2 separate regions of the Mus musculus genome follow, and region 2 is linked to region 1. A link is a loop called in an ENCODE intact Hi-C map of the cell type or tissue named here. Cell type or tissue: gastrocnemius. All regions are shown on one strand. Each heading gives the region's core, and the rest is flanking DNA. Links, peaks and the distances in the headings are about the cores only.

Region 1 (11,554 bases), core at 1,135-9,134:
ACTGACTTTCTGGGAACCACTTGTCTGCATCCTGGTTTTGTTTTACTTCACACACATCTCGGCAAGTTTCCATATAATTCTAGTCACAGATTTTACATTAAACCATGGTAGACCACGATCACCTTTTGTACATGCTTTAGTCAGTATATTGACCTAGGTGATCCGCTAATTTTTTCCCCTTTGTGTTGAAAGCATCTAAGCAGTCTCAGGAAAATTATGTCAAAATCACACCAGGCAGTGAAAGAGACGCACTCCCAGAACTAATCAGGAAACTTATAAAAACAGACATCAAAATAATAACTTTTTCAAAATACACGTGCAAGTCATTCTCTATATATGATCAACAACCTTCTCTGGAAACTAAAGGTGACAAGGACACCCCAGGCAGAATCACAGAGGTCAGGATTTGCCTTCCGGGTTGACTGCCCTGTTTCATATACAATAGCAGACAAGAAATTCGTGGATCAGGGACAAAGGACTCAGAAGAGTAAGAAGCTCGTCTGTGGTGGCCACGCCCTCCAGGCCCACAGGGGGTGATGCAGCTGGGACCACAAGGTTGTTTGGACCCACAGATTTGGAAATCTGATCTTCGGAGAGGAACAGCAAGACAGACAGTGCTGTTGGTCCCAGAGGGAGATACTAATTGACTCAATCCTTAACCCTTGAGAAGTGACCCACGTAAAGAGTAACCAGGCTTGCACTCCAGTCATAATAACCAAGATACACACACGTGAAAGACTCCGCAGGGCATTGCTTAACACATCTGTGTGAAATCAGGATTAGACGTTAGAAACATTACACAATACTCCCACTTGAATTTTTCAAACAGGAAAGACATATAGGCTTGTCAGTACACAAGGCCTTTATGGAGAAATCTAAGAAACTCCCTTGATTACGGAGGTCTTCACAGGACTTTATCCCTTTTCTTTGCTTTCTTATCATAAACTTGCACATCTTTTTTTTTTTTTTTTTTTAAATCACAACAATTCACCTGTTTTTTTTCAGTAGACACTCTGGTCAACTCTTCATTGTCTCCTAAGGGACCACGGCTTTCCTCTTCAGTTTTCTAATTAAAATCAGATTAAAAGGGAAGATGATTAACATGATGAATTCCACATTTCAGGATTTAAGGCTGGATGCCTCCTTGCAAAGCTCTGCAGTGATGTCTCACTTTGCTTGGGTACTATTTGCTCAGACTACACCTAAGCTTCCAAACAGGCCTTTATAGGATTGAAACTGTAATGTGGAGATCATAGAAATGGGACAGTATTAAGCAATGTAAAAATTCAAAGGTTGTGAAGGATTAAGCAGAGTCCAGAAGATAAAGAATTATGTATCAAAGGTATTGCATGTGGATTACGGCAGGCAGGACGATGCGTCCTAAGGGATTTCTTTGATCCTGTCTCTGCAGCTATGCTGTTTCATAGTTAAAGGGGGGTTAATTTTACAGGTAGGCATAGATATGCACCATCAGTCTTGGTATGAAAGACTGTCCTGATGATCCAGTGGGCCCAGTACTACCACAGGAGCCACTGTAAGCAAAGGAGGGCAGAGGAGACTCAGAGTGAGACAACAGGAGGGAGAATCAACAAGCCATCAAAGGGCTTTGAAGTCAGAAAGGCCATACAACCCAAACAATGCAGGCAATTTCCAAAGCTAGAAAAGGCAAAGAAATACATTTCCTCCTAGAGCCTTCGGAGAAAATGAGTCCTGCTGGCAGTTTGGTCTTAGTTGGTGAAAAGCCTTTTGAATTGCTGACCTTCAGAACTGTATGATAACAGATTTTTGTTTTAGTCATCAACACCGTGGTAGTTTTTATGACAGTAATAACAATTAGTATAGGAATGCCTTCCCTAAAGTTGAATCAAAATAGAAGTTTTAAATTGGAAGCTAGGGTCTAGAAAGGTCCTTCAGTAGTTAAGAACATTGGCTGCTTTTACAAAGGAATTACGTTCGATTCCGAACACCTACCTGGCATCTCAAAACTATAACTTAATTCCAGGGGGTCTGATGCCCCTTTCTGGCCTCCATGGGCTGGGCAAGCATGCAGTTCACAGACATACATGCAGACAAAACACTCATACACATGAAAATAAATAAATAAATAAATAAATAAATAAATGTAACAGAGCCTGGCCCTTCAATTAGTTCAATAAGTGCTTGACCCTTTATTAGATGCCAGCCATAGGCCTAGCTAGTTGTTCTGGAAGCAGCCCTCACAGACTTTAGGACTATGAACACAGCCAAGTGAGAGACTGATAGGGTGGTGTAGAATTCTGTGTGCCCCACAGAGGTGAAGCAGTTAACAAATTGGGGCAGTTTTAAAGTAAGAGTGGCAGTGCTGGTGATTGCTCAGCTTATACTTACAAACAAATGTTGTCTCAGAAAGCAACGACTTCCAGGAAGAAAACCTACATCCTGGAAATAAGATTTCTCTTCAAGCAGAGCAGGAAATGTAGGACATCATGAGGTTGATAAGTGGTGAGAGTAATTTCAGTAATGGTAATTATAAAAATAAGTTTTAAGAGGTATCTAATTCTCCTAAGTGGCTATGGTTGCGGTGGGGGTTAAGAAAGGGGTTTGGAATAGAAGTACTATGAAGATGTTTGACATTTCAAAGTTATTTTCTTTCCTACTGATTCATGCTTTCATTGTAGTTTAATTAAACTTTTTTTTGTTGTTGTTGTTTTTGTTTTTCCAGACAGGGTTTCTCTGTGTAGCCCTGGCTGTCCTGGAACTCACTCTGTAGACCAGGCTGGCTTCGAACTCAGAAATCCACCTGCCTCTGCCTCCCGAGTGCTGGGATTAAAGACTTGCGCCACCACAAAGGTTTGGAATTATTTCATTTAACCATTACAATTCTATAAGAGTTATTACTTTCATAGTACAAGTGAGAAAAATTGTGGCAGGGACAAATTAAAAAATACAACCATGGTCACCTAGCTGATCCTCACTAAGCCAGATCCCTGTCTCCCCTCAGTACTACACTGCCTCTGTTCCAGAAAAGCTCAGGGAGGCCCCATGCTACAGTCTCCATACAGGCAGAACTGAGTGAGAAAGGTGCTGTGGCTGGGGAGAGAAAAACAAAGGATGTCTAGTCTTAGAAAGTCACACAATTCAAACAGAATTAAACTATAAGCAAAGCTTGAACCAGTAGGAAAGAAAACCCTTTGGAAATGTCAGCCATCTTCATAGAACTTGATTTCTATTTCAAAACTTTTCATTAATTGCCTCCCAGCCTTATTATAAGTTTTATAGACAATTAATTTTCCAATCATTGATTGGACTCTTAAAAGCTCTGTTTTTATTACTGAGCAATGTAAATTTTGATAGCACAGAAGAACTCAGACACTGGCTATACTTACAAATGCAAGTTAATATTAACATTTTAAATATTAAATCTGGCAAAAGAGACAATGTAAATGCCCATCAGTGCAACAGTGCTTTACAATTTATTAAAATCATAATCAAAACAGTCTAAAGTAGCTCCAGGCACTAAAAGTGTTATTAGTTTAACTCATTCACTGCTTAGAACAACTCCACGTAGTAAGCTAGCAGTGTGTTCAGGGTTTGAAGCACTTATCTTACAAGTACAAGGCTCTTGGTTCAATTACCAGGACCTCAAGACAAAACACGCTGTACGTACTGGTATTTTCCACTATACTAAAATAGAAGCTGACAGACAAATAAATGTAAAATAGAGTATTCAAAGTTACACAAAGTAGCAAGAGCTTGAACTGGAATGTGAACTCAGGCAGGCTGGTTATGAATCACTGGCTGCCCCCATGCACAAAATGACACCACAGCCCATGTATTTCTTTTCTCTACTTAAGGAAGTTCCAGAATATCTCAAATGAGTAAAAGAAAAAGGATAGAACAATAGACAGTGTCAACAGTCTCTAGGTGGTAGAGTAGTGAGGATTTTTCCTCTGTTCACTTCATAAATAATGAACACATACTTTAAACAGCTGCAAGCCAAACTGCATCTTGGAGCTTCTGTGACATGCTCTGTGTGGTTTTTTTGTCAACCTGACACACCTAGAGACCCCTGGGAAGAGGGAACTTCAATTAAGAAGTTGCCTCTATCATATTGCTGTGTGTGTGTGCCTTTAGGGTATTTTCTTGATTAATGATTGACATGAGAGAGCCCAGTCCACTGCGGGCTGTGCCACCACTAGACATGTAGTCCTGATTTATATTAGAAAGGAGACGAGAAAAATTGAAAAATATTTTAAGTAAATTATCTAATGCAAAGAGAAGTCTCCTGGAAGCATATGTAGTATGATTTTTTTAATGCTTCTGGCTTATTGGATTATCTTCAGTAATAATAATAATAATGATAATGTTTGTACAAAATTATGAAAATGGACTAGTTCTGCTCTTCTCTATTGCTACCACTAGTTTTGCTTCTCTGCAGCAGCCATGATACCCAAACTAATAAAAATAATATACACATATGCTTTCCTGACAGTAGATGACAAACAGGTGATAATGGTAATCTATGCATTTTGTAAATTTGGTTTTCTGGTAGCTAAAACATACTTTCCATACAGATAACATTAAAACTGCTAACCAAGCTCTCAAGCTAGCACACACTGTTAGAATAACTTGGAGGGTGCCTTCATGGACCCCTACCTGGCATTGTGACTTCATGGCTATGGCCTTGGGAAATATGGGCATGAAGCACAGTTGGAAAGATTGTAACATGGTGAACAATAGCAGGGATGGGTCAGGTTATGAAAGTTGTGCGTCTCTAGGTCAAGCCTCTTTTCAAGTTGGCCGGCTTTCAGAAAACAAGGATTTCTTTTGATGCCTCTTGCAATTATTTCCATGTCCAGTTAGATTTTAATTTTTAAAGCCTTAAACTGATAACAGGTATGGGTCAGATTTCTAAACAAGATTTCAAATAAAATATTTAAAACAAAACCAACTTATTTCTCTTAAATAAACAAAACCTCCATGGTATCTGTCAGATGAAGGAGAGGATGCCAGAAACCAAGGGTGAGAAAAAAAACTTTTGCACTGAAAAGGGATTCAAGTTAAATGTATATAACAGAATTACGATGAGATAAAATATGGACAATAAAGCTAAAAGGATTTCCAAATTTTGTATTACTAGCAAACTGACTTTTACAATGCACATTTTTAAGGCGCTAAATGTCTCCAAAAGAAAAGCCTTAATACCTGGTAATCATGGCACACACTAGAAATAACTTTTCAGACTGGAAATATGAGCTAGTTCGCTGTGGTTACAGGCACAGCATACAAAAGCCATGACACCATTCCTAGGTTCTTGCTGCATTTGGCTGTTAGGACTACAGTTGGCCAATGAAACCAGACTTAGACTACTGCTTTTCCAAGGGTAAACACTCTCTATGGAAATAAGGTATACCTGAGATTTTTGCCCTTGGGCTTCCACTCCTGGGAAGAGCTCCATCCAGAGACTGAGCAGGGTGAAAAGGTTCACTTTAGAAAGCCTTGGTATTTGACCTACAAAAGAGAAGGCAAGCACTTCAGAATTTCACTAGTGAAGGCAGAGGAGCTAAGCTCAAAGCTACGAGTGAGCTGCAGATGGTCTGGCAGGCAGGAGAATAAAAGCTTCCTTAGCAAGAGTGGCCACAACCTCACTTTCAGTGACCTCGGGTGGCACTTTCCAAAGTTGGGTGCTTTTTTTTTCTCCAGCTCACCCCACAGGTAAAATAGTAAAACTGATACAAAGGCTCTGGAAATAATCAATCAATCAATAGGATAAGGGCTCCTCTCTGATGTAGCCGAGGAGCAAGGTCCCCACCCCTACCCCTCTGGAACCTGGCATTGCTAAAAGGGCAATGGTTGGAACATGATTGATCTTCAACCATAAGGCAAAACTTGAGGGAGGTATCACGGGTGGTGAATTTGCCAAAGCGCAATTTCAGGCTCTTCAGCTCCGGGATACTGACTCTAGGTGCAACCACCCACCAGTGCAGGACAGGACGCGACCTATGAAGCCTGGACAGCACAGTGTCCGGGACGCGCGCCTGGCAAGGAGACCAGGGACGGCGGGGCAGACAGGAGTCGCTGTGAGTCACAGGGCAGGCAGGGTGTCAGGGAGGTGCAGTATGTGTGTGTGTGGGGGGGGGGGGGGGAGTAGCAGGCTAGCAGGGCGGGAAGGAGACATAGAGCAGGGAGGGTGCTGGGCTGTGCGGAGACACAGGACAGGCAGGATGCGGAGCTGGAGGGAGACTCGGGCAAGCGTGCAGAGCGCCAGGAGAGGGGCAGGGCGGGAGAGAAGGCCACCGCACTCACCCGTCATGCTGCCCGTCTGCGTGCCGACTGACCTCTCGGCCCCGGAACCCTCCAAACTCTGCATCTGATCCGTTTCTTTCATCCCCAGCCCAAAGGCCTCGGCCCAGGACAGCTTGCCCGGTCAGGCATGATAGGTTCCTTGAAGCTCGCCTACGGCCACCTCTGCGGCCTGTCAACAACCGCTTGTTCTGCGCAGCAAGATGACGTCTCGGTATGCCCCCCCCATCGCTTCCGGCGCTTAATGTGACGTCAGAGTCCGGCGCACCGAGGTGGTGGTGGTGGTTATCTATCAGTTATGCTACTCTGTGTAGCAGGCTGTGTTCAGTGATTTTTGCAGAAAGAAGGACGCTTGAAGTTGTCTTGGTTCGGGACAGTAGGGGACCAGGGTGGAGGACTTAAACAGAGAGAGGCGAACATAGAACCGGAGTGGGCGAGGTGGGGGAAGCAGGGCCATCGGAACCCAGCCGTCAGATGTGGGCGGATCCCAGGGTATTTGGTTCTGCTTCATATCCAAACTCACACAAACTATGAGAAGAGAACTGGGAGGATCGAAGAGTTAAGTAGACAGCGGAACCTGAAAAATCTGAGTTGTCCGTCCCAATGAATTTGTAAATAGAGCGTACGTGTGCGCGCTTACCGTACAGAGGGTATCTTCCTCTATATGGCCCTCCAAATGTTTGTTTTGAGAATGGGTCTCTGCTTGGATCTGGAGCTCACTGGTTGGCTACACTGGAGCTTCATCCTCCTGTCTCAGACTTTACACACTTGTGACTACAGGCTGGTGCAGCTTTACTCAGACCTTTTTTTTTTTTTAATGTGGGTTTGAGGGATCCAGAAGGAACTCCTCAAGCTTATATCTAAAGCATGTACACAATGAACCATCTCCTCAGCCCCCAGTGAAAAATATAAAGTGTAAAATGAAGCCTGGAGAGGTCAGAAACATGGCCCAGCAGTTAAGAACACTTCCTACTCTTCCAGTGGGTCTGAGTTCAGTTCCCAACACCCACATCCAGAGTGGGTCACTACAACCCTTAACTCCAGAGATGGATATTTGAACAAAAATTGTAAAAATAGTTTTATTTTTATTTAAAATATAATATCATTACAAATCTCCCCCCTCCCCGAGGCCCTGATCATTTTTAAATTAATTCATGGTTTTTCTTTAACCACTATTGTTTATATACATGTATTATATATGTATATAATATATACACACATATATCTCTACATATATGTGCTTGTATGTATATGCTTTTAGGACTGATCACTTGGTACTGGATAACTAGTTGAGGGGACTTATTCTTGGGGAAGACTAATTTCTCCTCTGTTATTATTTACCCTTCATCTAGATATGGGACCCCTGGGAGATTTCACCCATGTTGGCAAGTTAGCTGGTGTTGGCATTGTTCGGGTCTTGTTTTGGCAGCCATGTTGTTGAAATTTTGTAGGTGGAGCTTTCCTGCAACAACTAGAAGACAATGTTCTGACAGCTTCCTGATCCTCTCTGGCTCTTACAGTCTTTTCATCCCCCTCCCCCCTTTCTGAGATGATCCTGAACGTTAGGTGTAGGGGTTGAGTTCTAGATCCAACCTTCAGGACTGGATATGCAAGGTCAGTTGTTCTCTACATTTTGAGAACTGCTGTTGCTACTACCTTCCTCCTCCTCTGCTCCATTCTCTCTCTCTCTCTCTCTCTCTCTCTCTCTCTCTCTCTCTCTCTCTCTCTCTCTCTCTCTCTCTGTGTGTGTGTGTGTGTGTGTGTGTGTGTGTGTGTGTGTGTGTTTGTCTTTTTAAGAAAGGGTCTCACTGTGAAGTCCTGGCTGGCCTAGAACACACAGCGTAGACTCCTGAGTCTTAGAATTAAAGGCATATGCTAGCATGCCCATCTTGATAGATAGATAGATGGATAGATAGATAGATGATAGATAGATAGATAGATAGATAGATAATGCTGAGGAGAGATAAGAGTTGCATTTACCTGGGAGTGTTAAGATAAATGTTTAGAAAGGAGTTAGGAATTATACTGGTATGATAGTTCCAGGAGTCTGCCTGGCATTGAATAGGTTGAAGTGGGTCACAGAGTTGTACATAGAGGTAGCTTAAAGACTGGTGGTCTCAGAGGAAGGTTTAAAGACTTACAGTCTCTGGACATCTACCTCTCTAACTATAATGAATGCTTGCTGGTAATTTCTTAAAAAGAAAATAAAACAAAACAACCCTAAACACTTTCTTGTTCACTCTGAGGGTTAAAGAAATGCTATCTTAGGTGATTAATACCTGTAGCCTAACATCAGGGGATCAAGTAATAAAGTAATTGCTAGTGCGTTTTTCTCTTTTGCTCAGAAGTCCCACCTCTTGCTTGTCAGGCAGGAAGGAGGTTTGGAGCAATAAACTTTTATTGAACCAGGAGAAGAGAGACACTCCCAGGAAGAAAAACTTTTACACAGAAAATATGCATAAACTCACACACATTCATATACAAATTTATGCATGCATACTCATACACCTTCATATAAACCAGTTGGTCTAAGCTACATATTTATCTCATAATTACATACTTACACACATACGTCTATACTTACATATGCATATGAAGCAAAAGATCAATGCAGAAAGAACTCACTCATTCTGGATGAAGAAATGAGCCACAATCTTTATTGCATAGAGAAAGAAAAAGCTTCTACCATATTTTTGCTAAACCCAAGTCTGTAAGGAAAAAAAAAAGCATTGTCCTCTTTAGTAAGACTAAGCTTGCCTTGCTATTAATAAAAGACTTGTTCTACCCCATGGTAAAGAGAAGCCTACCTGCTCTTTCTTTGTAGCCTTTTCTTTGTCCTCTTTCTATCTGCATTCTGCCTATTACTCTCTTACTTCCTAAGTTTCCTTTTAATTTCTAAGTTACTCTACTCTGTTGTCCTCCTAATCTTGCCCTCTCTCCTGCTCTTATGTAATAATGCCATGCAATGTAATCATCCCTAGTTTTTTGTACCTTTTCTAGGGGAATAGATCACACCATTTTTCCAAGCATCTTTAAAAAAAAATAAATCAAAGTTCCCACTTTTGGGATAGCATTGGAAATGTAAATGAGGAAAATACCTAATTAAAAAAAAAAGGAAAAAAAAGAAAAAAGAAAAAAACCAAAAATTCCCTAAAAGTTCAAACATAAATTCAAATCATAAGTTGAATAAGAAGTTTACAACAGAGATGTTTACATATGTCCCATTAAGACTAGATATTCATTTTCTGCCACTAGCTCTACAGGTTCATTGAAAGTTAAAATCTATAATTTTGTGACTAAGTTATTATTAAAGTTTTATGTAGATAAGCCCAGTCAATATTTTATCTTTTGTCCTTATACCTACAATAAATTGCTAGTTATGACTTTTGGTTGATTGTTTTACAACTTCTAGAATGTGTTCTAAGTTGTAAATGCCTACTTTCTATCTCAGAAGCAATTAACTGATGATACATGAAAACTGGCAGAGTTCTCATTGCAGTTTTAATATCAGAAAGGACTTAATAGCACTCCTATTTTAAAGGGCTTAGTAATTACTAGTGTAATTTTAGGAGTTCTTATAAAATCATTAAGAATTAAGAAATCATCTATTTGTCTATATAGTACCAGTACAAGACAGTACATCTTTGTTGTTCACAGAAATCTGCTCAAAAGGGTTGGCTAATACCTAGTGCTTGTAATATATATTTAATAATAACTGGAAAAGCATAGTAGTAGCAACAACCTTTCCTCAAATGTAGTTCCTTTGGCCTTTTCTAGAAGAGCAAATCCATTATAATTTTACAGCTCATAGTTTAACCATCTCAGGAAGATTACCTGCTAGTTTTTAGCTTCTAGTAGATGGCTCCTGGCATGATACTGTGGTAGTAAGTTTCCCTTTTAGATCAATGAGTACTCCTGGGTGAGGCTGGGTAGATTTCCAGTTTTTCTCTGGGAGCTTTTCAGGTCAGATCCTGTTAGAATTCTCTGGTCCTGTGTCTTCAGCAATAGGGATTTACCTTCCCTTTCTGTGAGGCCACCAAGAGCAACAGCAATGACTTCGACTGTTTGTACAGTGTCCTGACCAACACTCGGGAGGCGGTGTTTCAGATTGTCTGCTCCTGTCTGCAGACACACAAACAAAATGATTATGGATCCTTAGATCACTGGGTTCAGTTTTACAGACACTCAGATGTCTTTTGGAGATGGATAATATTAAAAATTGTTTCATGCTCTTCAGTTCTACTGAGAAGGCTGGCTTTAGAGAGGGGATTTGGAATGCCTGCTTGCTCCAGACTCAAGCATGTTTGTTTACAAGTTTTCTCCAAAGTCTCTGTTCCAGGTCAGACCAGCCACCTGACAAGGACTGGAGAACAAAAGAGAACAGCCAGGGAAGAGACCCTGTGCTTGAGAACAAGAGAGAGAAACTGTTTCCAAAAGAGGTTACAAATAGCAAAGTGTAATCTCCAAGTAATGTTTAAATTCGGCCTCCCCCCTCCATGGTTTTGTTTTCTATCTTTGAAGCTTTTTTTGAAATGTAAATTTTATCTTTATACACTTTAGGATTAGTAAGCTCATTGGGTGTGGTTTTAAAAGGATCTGTAAGATCTATAACAGAAAAACCAGCTCAGAACTTGCAATGAACGGGTTTATAGTTAAAAATCTATAGATAATTTTAATTGACTGCAACATACTATATGTGTAACTGAGATTTAACTCTTGTTTAAAAGTGTAGATTTGCTACAATGTGCTATCTATGTGACCTGGATTCAGCTCTTGTTTAGAAAAATAGATTTGCAACTGCATATTATATATGCAACTTGGATTCAACTCTTGACTTGGGAAATAGATAGTTTTGAAGAAAAAAAAATAAAGAAAAGGACTAAGGGGGAGTGTTCGTCAACAGCAACTTTTGGTTTCCTGCCACCTTGGCTGATGACCTCATCAAGTCGGAAGCACCCATGGGTTGGCCACTATCATTAGTAAGGTTATAAAGTAGGCATACCATATGACTTCACTGCCATCTTGAGAAACTCACTCAGAGAGAGAGAGAGAGAGAGAGAGAGAGAGAGAGAGAGAGAAACTCACTCCATGCTATGTGAGTCCATTCCCTCCTGTCTTCCCCAGTCCAGGGCATGTTTCTAAGAGAGAAAGCACCCTGAGACCACCCCATTCAGGACTGAAAGAGAGGTGAAGAGCCATGAAGAATATTCCTCCACATACCCAGCTTTCTCTTTCCTCACCCATCCCTACCAGCCTCCCCGTCCCCAGCCCC
Region 2 (11,554 bases), core at 2,084-10,083, 650 kb after region 1:
AGGCAGAGGCAGGCAGATTTCTGAGTTTGAGGCCAGCCTGGCCTACAGCGTGAGTTCCAGGACAGCCAGAACTACACAGAGAAACCCTGTCTCTAAAAACAGAACAAAAGCAACAAAAAAAGATGTTAAAATCTGAGAAAGCATGTAAAAATCAAGTACTCTACATTTTAAAATCATTTGTCACTCACTTTTACTATAAATGGATTTTTTAGTTCTTCTTCCATGACATTTCATGTTTATTTTTCCATAAAAATATGGAATAATTAGTTTATCACTACCTTTCACTGCTCAACATTTCTGAATTTGGAACCTTCCTTCTAAAACTGAAGTCTAAGATTTGATGAAACAGGGTAATAAAAAATAGGGATTTGTTTACCTAAACAGCTCATTTTCTTAAAACTAAATGTACTGTGGTAGTTTGAATGAGATGTCCCCCATAGAATCTAAATAAATGAGACCCCAGTTTGTGGCAATTTGGGTAAGATTAGAATGTGTGGCGCTGCTGGATAAGTTTGTAACCAGGGTTTGGCTCAGTTTTCAAAACCCATATGCCATTCCCAGTTTGCTGTTTGCTGTCTCCACTTTCTGTATGCTGTACTTGATGTGGACTGTCAAGTGAAGATCCAGCTGCCTGTCACTGACTATCTCTGCTCTGTTATAATTGACTATTAGCCCTCTGCAATTGTAAGCCAAATAACTCTTACAGAGTTGCCTTGATCATGGTGTGTTAGCACAGCAATGGAATAATAACTAAGTATTTCCAATATTAACTGAGTAAAAGATTACAAAATATACAGAGCATTGTCCTGATTTACAAATAAGCATTAAATATACATTAACATAGCTATACAAGACATAAGCTTAAGCTATTTATAAATAGCTTATGCTCAACATATAAAATTTGTGTACTATTGATAATATAAACAAACGTGAAGGTACCATCCTAATGAGTCTTAGTGGTCAACCACACTAGTGATCTTCCAGGCACCCTAGCCATGATGTCAGAACACCACACTGAAGTATCGTCACTTACTCTTCTTATCTGATGAGGTACTAAAGTCTATACCACCAAGGCCTTCATTGCTGGCAGCTGAAGTAGGTGCTGTAGTTCCCAAAGACAAGCTTAAAGCATTTTGTCCGAGACCTGGAAATGAACAAACCACCATTGTCAATACCATTTTTATCAACTTTCCTGACTTTAAGACCATACATTTCCTTCCTACTTGTTTTAGGAAAATAACATGAAAAAAATCTGGAGCTTGAGTTGGGTAAATATTGATAATCTTGTTGGATTCAATAACATTTAATTTGGAAGTTGGGATCTTTCATTATCAAAGGGCCTGACTATATCTAATTTGATATAGGTAAACATTCTATTTTTAGTTATTTTAAAAACTTTTTTTACAAAATCTATTCCACATGATATATTTACATCCTGCTGATTGCTATTTTGGAATCGCACAATTTTAAAATAATCTAGTATGAATGTGTAAAATATAAATGTGATATACCTTAAATGTTAAATACTACACATTCTCAGTTATTCTTTAAAAAAAAAAGTGTTTAAAAACTATGTAACCTTTATTTACTTATTTAAATCTCACCTCACTGGCAAAAACGTTCAAATGGACTACAGTTAATCATAGTCATTATATTTACAAGCTAACTAGATATTTGGTTGACAAACCTATTTTTCCACAAACCAATGCATTCCTACACTTACTGGTTTTCATACTGAAAGAAAAACAGATTATAAAAAAAAAAGCTAAAATAGTTAGCAAGCTAAAATGAAGTAAATTTAAATACAAATATTTACTTTTGGAAAAGAAATACTATCAATTACCTGATGTTGCTGTGTTTCCACTCTGAAAAAGTGAACCTCCCAAACCAGCTAAGGCTCCCCCTAAAGAAAGCCCAGTTGATGCTGTTGTAGTTGTGGCTGGTGTTGCTCCCAAGTTATTCAAAGTAAATCCTGTGGATGCTGAAAGTAAAAGACAGAGAAAGAAATGAATAGCCTTCACACAGAAATAGTACTTTAAAACACCACAGGGAGGGGCTGGAGAAATGGCTCAGAAGTTAAGAGCACTGATTCCAGGTCCTGAGTTCAATTCCCAGCACCCACATGATGGCTCACCATATAATGGGATCTGATGCCCTCTTCTGGTGTATCTAAAGAGAGGGACAGTGAACTCACATAAAGTAAATAAATAAATCTTTTAAAAAACAAAAACAACAGAAACAATAGGAGTACATTCTCAAAACTAGAATTCAGACACATCTGAAACTATATGCTCAAAAAACTTTTGGAAATACTCAGAATAAAGAGTAATAGTAGTGAAGAGTAATAGTAGTTTCAAAGCAGAAACTAGTGACCCTATTTCCCCCTCATCCAACAAAATAGCTTTGAGAGCTATTACAATGGCACCCAGTAACTAACTCTAAACAACAATATAGTTTTTAATCCCAGCCAACAATTCTGCCTTTAAAAGTAAATGAATCATGAACTAGGTAAGTACAAACATCTTTACACTTTCTGCCAATCTCTTAACAATCTCTTAAAAACAGACAATAAAAACATCTCTACCCTTTGACTCTGTTTATTATGTAAGTAGTAGAGACCATATTTCAAGATAGTCATAACAGCTTTAATAGCCAATGCTAACTTATTTTTCCAGATAAAGTCTTGTTACCTAGCCAATCCTTGCCTTAAACTCAAGTTCCCCCTGTGGCTCCCTCCCAAATCACAGGTGTGGACCACTAAACCTGACTGAAAAGGCAATAGATCAGTAGGACAAAATCAATAACTAATTCAAATAAATTTCCCAAAGTATAGTTGTGCTTTTAAAAGTGTTTATGCTTGTACAGCAAAACAATTTACCTACTGAACCATCTCCCCACCCCTGAGTTGTTTAATTTAAATGGTTACTGGGTATTCGCTCGCTAACTGGAAAAAACTTTACTATAACCAACAAATTCAACTTTCTTCCCATTCTGTCTCACCTGCTGGAGTTGATGTCAGAGCAGATGAGAGAGTAAGACCACTAGCTGAGGTAGAAGTGACAGGCAGGGCAAATGGTGTGGCAGATGCCGCAGGTTTACTGAATCCTAAACTGAAGCCTGTTGTAGACGCAGATGTTGTTGCTGCTGTTCCTGTTTAAAAAAAAATCTCATTTTTATCTTAATCATACAGATATTATGCTGGTCTTCATGAGTATTTTATGTCTGGGATCCTTTTCTCTATCTACCCTAAGTAGAATAGAGATACACAAGTCAGGACTAAATTATGGTGAATATAAAACCTTCGGGTTAAGAAAAAGAACTAAAAGATGGGTGTGGTGGTTCACACCTTTGATCGCAATACTCAGGAGGCAGAGCCAGGCAATCTCTGAATGCTAAGCCAACCTGGTATCCTGGTATATAAGTTCCAAAACAGTCAGAGCAACACAGTGAGACCCTGTCTCAGAAAGCGGAGGGGGGTGGGGATTGGTTGCGGGGCTAGCAACCAAAGAAAAATGCAAAAACAACCACTCTAATACTGTGATCAATTTCAATTCCCCCCCCCCCCCCAGGCTTTCGTACAGTAGCACTTATTCCCTCCACCTGCTTTGCTCTCAACAGAAAAATAGCCCCTCCTGTCCCACCCAGACCTTACTCCTGGAAATCCTCTTCCTCTGGACTCCAGTACCAAGCCCTCTCCTCACTCCTCCTTTTCAGGCTTTGCCTGTACATCTCCTTCCTGCATTGCTCCCAGAGTTCTGCTGCTGCTTACACCACTGATCTCTCCAGTTTCATCATTCCAACCACAGCTACAGGAATCTAACCCTAACTGGCACCAGCTTCTTTGGTTTACTAGGGCAGTATCTCACTAAGTATCCACAGCAATACTACTGTGTTAGCCTCCCTACTACTGAAAGCACAGCATGCACTACCACACCCTTCCATGAGCCTGAATCTATGCCTACCTGAATCCCTACTGGTTGGTGGATCTTGATGTCCCTTTGAGTCATGCATCTAACCACAACACAAAAGCCAGCTAATACCCTCACCAGTCAATTCAATCACTCAAGGCAGAAACTCTGACACATTGTCCTTCTTTTGCATTGCTTTAGTTCCAAATCTTATTAATTTTATCTCAAAAATATTGTTAGATTACTGGCACCCTGGAAAACATTATAGGTAGTTTTGGATGTGGATTTATGTTCATTACATTTTTAGGTCTATGACTCCTTAGAGGAAAAAAGACTATGTGACAGTCTTAGAAGCAAACCCTGGTTGTCTCTGAAAAGTTGTAAGATGTTAACAGTTCTGTCCTCGAAGTGAAACTTTTAGTTATCTATAACATCACAGAATTATGGGGCTGGGAGCACAGCTCTCAGTGGAAGACCACTTGCCTTTATTTCTGTGAGGTTTTTTTGGTTTTTTGTTGTTGTTGTTGTTGTTGTTTTGTTTTGTTTTTTTAAGTAAGTTTTTTTCGTTTTTTTAAAGATTTATTTATTATTATATGTAAGTACACTGTAGCTGTCTTCAGACACACCAAAAGAGGGCATCAGATCTCATTATGGATGGCTGTGAGCCACCATGTGGTTGCTGGGATTTGAACTCAGGACCTTTGGAAGAACAATCAGTGTTCTTAACCACTGAGCCATCCAGCCCCTGTCTGTGAGGTTTAATCCTTGTCTCTGGTTAATTTTTTTTTTAAGGCAACTAGTGAAAGTTTTGGTTCCACATCCAAAACTACCTATGTTTAAAATACATCTCTAACTTACAAAGGCATGACATTGAAGCATTCAGTTTTTATATACCCAAATACTGAAAGGCTTTGAAAAAACCATTATGTGGGATCTATACAAAGTTCTTTATAATTATTCTTTCTCCTACACTGAAATAGTACAAGAGGAGAAAATCCACAATTCATTAGAAAAGCAGTTTGTTCTCTTCTCAAAAATTCTTACTTAGAATTAACTTTATAGCTGTAGCTGCTATTCTCAGTGACAACAAAAGACAAACTGAATGATCAATGAAGATGGTTTCCTTCTAGATTCCACTTTCAGAGAATAATATACTTGTAATAAGACTGATATATGATTATAGTAACAAACACAAGCATTTTCCCTGAGAATAAAAAAGATATTTGAAGTACTAAAGCTATAAGGTACTATCATCCAAAAAGCTACCACTCAAATGTGTGCCAGAAACTAAAGAACTATACTTTCTACCTATTTTAATATCAAAATTTACAACATATTGGTAAACTGCCTTAAGCATCTTTACTAATGAAAAATACTGTAGTATATAATTTAAAAAAACCATCTTGATTCACGTTTACAACTTTCAAATGCTTCTCTGGAGCGGCTCCTTCACCAATACAAACATCCAATTCCAGAGATGCAGTGATGACTTTTAAAATAAAGACAGAAGATGGAGACTGTCACAGAGAAAGGAGCTTCAGGCTTCAGTTGAGGAAATGCCTCCATGAGATCCAGCTGTAAGGCATCTTCTCAATTAGTGATCAAGGGGGAAAGACCCCTTGTGGGTGGGACCATCTCTGGGCTGGTAGTCTTGGTTCTATAAGAGAGCAGGCTGAGCAAGCCAGGGGAAGCAAGCCAGTAAAGAACATCCCTCCATGGCCTCTGCATCAGCTCCTGCTCCCTGACCTGCTTGAGTTCCAGTCCTGACTTCCTTTGGTTAGGAAAAGCAACATGGACTTGCTTCTTGGTCACGATGTTTGTGCAGGAACAGAAACCCTGACTAAGACAGAAACCAAGAAAGAAATATCTCATTTACCCTAAGAACAAGACCATTCTCCTTACCTGCACTTGTTCCTCCTAGAGTAAATCCAGTGGCAGGCTTAGATCCAAAGAGGCCTGTTCCAAAACCACCAGCTGAAGCAGATGTAGATGCTGGGGTCACAGAGCTTCCAAGAGATCCAAAGTTGAGTCCCACAGAAGGTGTGCTTGTTTAGAGAAACAAACAAAAAAAAAAAAAAAAAAGAGAGAGAGAGAGAGAAAAAAGAAAAAAAAGTCTGCTATGGCTAATATTTACTTTGAAAAATTTAAAAAAAAGAAATTAACTGTTTAAAATTGTTTTCTCTCATAAAATCTATGACCCAAAAGACATTGAAAGAAATACGCCTAACAAATTCAAACACCTTCCTTTTCTCCTTAAAAATAAATATAAATATACATTTCATCTTAAATAATTTGTACTGAACCTGTTAGCTATTTGGGAGGCAAAGGAATCACACCTTCTTGGCCCGTGTGGACTACACAGTGCATTCACGGGCAGCCTGGGAAATTTAATAAGACCACACCTCAAAATTTAAGGAAAAGTGTGGCCTGAGACATAGTGCAGCAGTAGCCCTTGCTTAGCAAGTGCACATTTCAAACTTCACTACTACAAAAGCAAGGAACACAACAAGGCTGGGAAAGCACTCTACTGCAATTAGGATGTCAGATCACAAGACTACAGTAGACATCAGCAAGGAACACAATGCTCTCAATCTCAAGTCTTCACTCGACCCCTAGCATATTTTAAATGGCCACAGATGACTGTTTTTCCTTTGAACTACTTGAGAACAGTCCACACTTCTAATTACAATAGTTCAACAATGACTCACATAAAAAGACATGCATACGTTACTCTAGGTAGGTTACTGCTGCTCCTTTACTGCTACAGTAAGTATCATGTCCTCTGTAAAGACTGTGTGTTGAGCTAGAGAATGGCTCAGCAGTTAAGAGCACTGACTGTTCTTCCAAAAGTCCTGAGTTCAAATCCCAGCAACCACATGGTGGCTCACAACCATCTGTAATGAGATCTGACGCCCTCTTCTGGCGTTTCTGAAGACAGCTACAGTGTACTTACATATAATATAAATAAATCTTTTAAAAAAAAAATAGACTGTATGTTTACAGAAGAAACTCTTTACATAGCTTCTGGAAACCTAAATAAAGGACAGCTGGAGCCGGGCAGTTGTGGCGTCTTTAATCCCAGCACTAGGGAAGCAGAGGCAGGTGGATTTCTGAGTTTGAGGCCAGCCTGGTCTACAAAGTGAGTTCCAGAACAGCCAGGGCTACACAGAGAAACCCTGTCTCGAACAACCAAAAAAAAAAAAAAAAGCTGTTCATCTCAACCATTAGAGGTCAAAGTTTGCTACCTATAGGGGGAAAGATTATAAAAATAACCAACAAGTTTCAAGAATTTGATACCTCAAAAATCACATAGGAAAATTAATAGAACATAAAACACAATGGGAACTCTTACTTCTCATGTTACGTATTTATTACTTCCAATTCTGTTTCTTCTGAAAGCCAAAATCACAACAAGTACGGTGGCATGCCTATAATCCCAGTTATTCAGGAAATTACAAATTTCAAGTTTGCCTGGACAACTTAATGAGACAGTCTCAAATTAAAAAAGAAAAAGGCATCTAGAATTGGTGGCACAGGTCTGTAATATATGCTACTTAAGTAGTGGGATTGTCAAATCAAGGCCTACCCAAGCTTCAAGTGAGTTCTAGGTCAACTTGGACTTCTGAGTCTGCCATGAAATAAACGTAGAAAGGAACAATGGGGTACAGTTCCACAGGACAGCACTTCCACCTTGTAAGACCTTCATTCAATGCAGCATAATACTTGTTTTAAAACATTGAAAAAGAGGCTGGGCATGGCTCAGGGATGAAGGCTTGTCTACCAAATACACAGGCGCGCGCGCACACACACACACACACACACACACACACACACACGAGAGAGAGAGAGAGAGAGAGAGAGAGAGAGAGAGAGAGATGAGAGAGAGAGCAAGCGAGAGAGCGCGTGCACTCAAGCGAGCATGGGCAAGCACACCAACCACCTGCAAGGTGATGGAGAGATAGCTCCGATTTAAAAAAACAACCAATTGCTAGCTAAAATTAAGACAACCACAGTCCTGGTCAGAATATCATGCTGCTTAGGTCCAGGAACTATCAACCCCACAGTCAGCCAGAAGAGTCATTCAGTCTTCTGCACACCCTAGGAACCCAAGAGGGGAAAGCTGCAATTTAAACACTTAAAACGAATACTTTCAATAGGAAGGCAAGTAGCAGACGATGTCTAGTAAGCAGAGTGTCACAGTGACAAAGGAGCTTCTTAAAGAACTAGAATGCAGTTACAAATGATGAGTAAAGGCAGGAGTACTCTGTTGTGTTAGTCTCCCATGACTTAAAACTAAAAGTACTTTATTTCATTTTATATATATAAAATATATGATATATATTTATATAATATATATACTATTTATATATTTTGTCTTGTTTTGTTTTTCGAGACAGGGTTTCTCTGTGTAGCCCTGACTGTCCTGGAACTCACTTTGTAGACCAGGCTGGCTTGGAACTCAGAAATCTGCCTGCCTCTGCTTCCAGAGTGTTGGGATTAAAGGCGTGCACCACCACTTCCCAAACTATCCCTCCATTTTAAATTTAAAACTTGGTAGCTCACAGTGGGCCTTAACTCCAGTGTGGTGTGGTGTGGTAGTGGTGGTGGTTGGGGGGGGGGGGTGTCTGACGGACTCTTCTGGTATTTAAGGGCAATGCACAGCCATGATGCACAGATGCAAGCAGAACACCCACACACATTAAATAAAAATAATTAAAATCTTTAAAAAAAAAAGAACTAAGTAAGATACACCATTAAAAACGACAAACCTAAAGCCAGTTAATCGATGACACAAGAAAACAAGGTGAAAGTTAAAAGAGACAGCAGAGCACACCGTCGCCTGTGTCTCGACAACATAGGTAGTGAAGATTAAGAAAGCATATGCAAAAATGGGACTTAACTGGGGCAGTCTGATTGTACTGTTATTTTGGATTTGCTGTATCTAACGGGGGCTGTTAAGAGAGAGAGAGAGAGAGAGAGAGAGAGAGAGAGAGCGAGCTTTCTTTGAGACATTAAGCCTATAGGTCTTGTTATGCCTCGGGAGATACCTGTCCTTCGAGTACACATTTCCTCATTTGATCAACTCTTTACCAAAGGCCGAGTCTGAGTGATTAATGCTTTCAGTGAAATAGCTTTTTGGAATCCCTAGCTACTCATCTGTCACTACCGGAATCTATTACACAAACTGAAGAATATACCACTTAAGCTTGCAGTGAACGGAAAAGATCATGTGGTGGATGGTTATAACACAAAATGCTTTGCGATGCTATGCTAATCTGTATAGGGCACAAAATAACTATGATACAATACATGCCATAAAAATGTTAAAAAGACAGAAGGGGGTCCTGTGGCACAAAGGCTTGAAACAAACAAAAAATCATAAATCCAATGCATCGTAACGTTCAAAACCGAAATCTAAACCACCCGGGGATATTTTTTTTAACTTACATCCTACCTATTTTTCTGTTCCTAAAAGCCAGCAACAAGCTGTCATTCATTCAACACTCATTCTATCCCTGAACCCGAGGGGTCGCGTAGGCGTAGCCGCGACTCCAGGCCGCTTCCCGCAGTCGGGCCCACTCCGCGTCGTCGCGGCGCGACCGGGGACTGCAGAGCCTCGGCGGCAGGGGTCCACAGCCCACTGCGCGGCTCGTAGGGAAGCCTAGCAGCCTGAAGGCAGGCCTCGATGTGCAGACCTCCGCGGGGAAGCACCAGGGTCCCCTGCTAGGCGGCACCATTACCTAGACGCGACGGTCCCGAAGGAGAAGCCGCTGCCCGCTCCGGTCCCGCCGGGGGCCACAGTGGTGGAGCCGAGGGTCCCAGACCCGAAGGAGAACCCCGTGGCCATGGCGGCCCTTGGCGCGAAGGCGTCAGCTAGGGTGGAGAGGCCTAGGACGCTTCTGTCCCTTCACTGCCGAAGAGGGACGTGCCACATAGCTGGTGCCCAGCGGGTACCGGGTGGGAAACAACCCCAAGCGGCGGTGCGGCAAGGCGAGGGCGGAGTGGGCGGAGCCACAGGCGAACGCATGCGCGACACCGCCCGCGCGCCGAACGCACTAGAAGCGCGCCCGCCGCGCAGGGAACCCTGGGATCGGAGTGGAAGCGGTACTCGTGTGAGGCCGGGCGGATGAGGTAAGGTGGGCGCCCCGCCTACTCGCTTAAAGCGCTAAGCCCCTGAAGTGCCCGGAGAGTCTCGCGGGATTTCGTGCTTTACTTCCTGAATGAAGGCCCTGGAGTGCGGCTTCGGTCCGGCCTCCTGTCAAAAGCCATGCGTAGAGTTCTAGAGTTGGAGAAGACCTTGGTCGTCACCTCACATTCCTCCAAGGGGACGTCTGAGTTTCATTTGGGTGTCGCTGCACCCGAGAAAAAAAGAGGGTGTCTACCTTTTGAGGGTCCAGAAATGTACGGGTTTTAAGTCGCACACGCTTCCGGTCAGCACCCCATGGTACTGCACGCTTGTGCTTCCTGCACGGAGGGTTCAGCGGGGCGGCGTGACACTGCCAGGCTCCTCTGCCTCCGAGTCTGAGGTCAGGACACTGTGCCCCAAATCCTAGTGGACGGTGAATGGGATGGGTGCCGTTCTTGGGGACCTTCCCTGAAGACTGCTTCCTGGCTATGTGGCTTTCCCATAACTTGGGGTATTTACGAGAGGAACTGCGAATTGGAAAGTGTAAGGACAGGGATGAGCGATCTGGCTGGAGAGCTGGCTCAGCACCGACTGCTCTTCCAGAGATCCTGAGTTCAATTTCCTAGCAACCACATGGTGGCTCACAACCATCTGTAAAGGGATCTGATGTCCTCTTCTGGTGTGTCTGAAGACAGCTACAGTGCACTCATACATAAAATAAATAAATCTGAAAAAAAAAAAAAACCCAGAGGGATGTAAATTAGAATGTACGGGCACCCGGAGCAACGTGGGCACCAAGAAATGCTTCTTAGCGGTGGTCTGGGGACACTGCCATCATATCATGGTTCTTTAATTCTCTGGCAGGAATTGGCATACTATTCCTGCAAGTGCGTTGACCAGCTGCCAAGTTTTGTTCGATGAAATTGATCCCATCATCAGACCCCTCAGATTTATGCTAAAGCACAATCCTCCCCATGGTAGTGATTCGAACAAAAGCCCAACGGTCTCTGAGTCTGGCCCTCAGTGCCCTTTATATGACAAATCCTTGGCACTTCTTTTCTCACAGCTCCCCCACAATTCAGCACTTGTTTTGTGTTGACCTTGAGCATTGCTACCTGCAGTTGGCTGAACCGGAACACCCTCCAGATTCATTGTAGAGCCCTGTCCTCTCCCCCAAATACTCATAGTGATGAAAACTCTGTTCCTCGCCATTTCCCTTTGGCAGGTCACAAAAGTTAGATGACGTCAAAAGGTGTGTTTGGCACATGATGTCATGTCAGCCATGAGCCATGCAAACTACAATAAGGAGTAACCTGGCAAGATATCTTTATTGGTGCAGTAGTGGCATGAATGTCCCAGTAAACTTTCCTTTTAACTGGAAAAAAAAAAACAAAAACAAAAAACCTAAGAGGAACCCAGATTTTTATTGAAAGGCTCCAAAACTTGAAAATACCAACATAAAATTAGCAAGAGCTACATGTCTGGCTCTGAGGACTCATAAGGTCAGTGAGAAAGGATG

The links. A loop is a pair of places that touch in the nucleus more often than their neighbours do. Peaks named below come from ENCODE experiments on the same cell type or tissue, not always from the same donor. Only the 100,000 strongest peaks of a DNase experiment are listed, where the experiment ranks them.
Region 2: a loop joins it to region 1, with 6 times the contacts of the local background. A loop is called at or near these places in 2 of 42 quality-filtered maps.

Annotation. Positions count from the first base shown.
Region 1 is chr14:59,591,470-59,603,023 of GRCm38, forward strand. It overlaps Cdadc1 (cytidine and dCMP deaminase domain containing 1), which reads right to left and starts at 6,490. Exons shown (of 10, transcript NM_027986.3): 1 at 6,286-6,490; 2 at 5,393-5,490; 3 at 992-1,066. The coding sequence starts at 6,367. In gastrocnemius, for the core only: a CTCF peak has its summit at 6,023; DNase peaks (open chromatin) are centred at 6,066 and 6,507; H3K4me3 peaks cover 2,088 bases; H3K27ac peaks cover 2,146 bases.
Region 2 is chr14:60,241,514-60,253,067 of GRCm38, forward strand. Nupl1 (nucleoporin like 1) reads right to left here and starts at 9,966. Exons shown (of 15, transcript NM_170591.2): 1 at 9,650-9,966; 2 at 5,811-5,953; 3 at 3,001-3,150; 4 at 1,844-1,981; 5 at 1,034-1,144. The coding sequence starts at 9,756. It overlaps Gm38641 (a long non-coding RNA gene), which reads left to right and starts at 9,961. Exons shown (of 3, transcript XR_874661.1): 1 at 9,961-10,040. In gastrocnemius, for the core only: no CTCF peak of the experiment used is centred there; a DNase peak (open chromatin) is centred at 10,006; H3K4me3 peaks cover 1,445 bases; H3K27ac peaks cover 1,146 bases.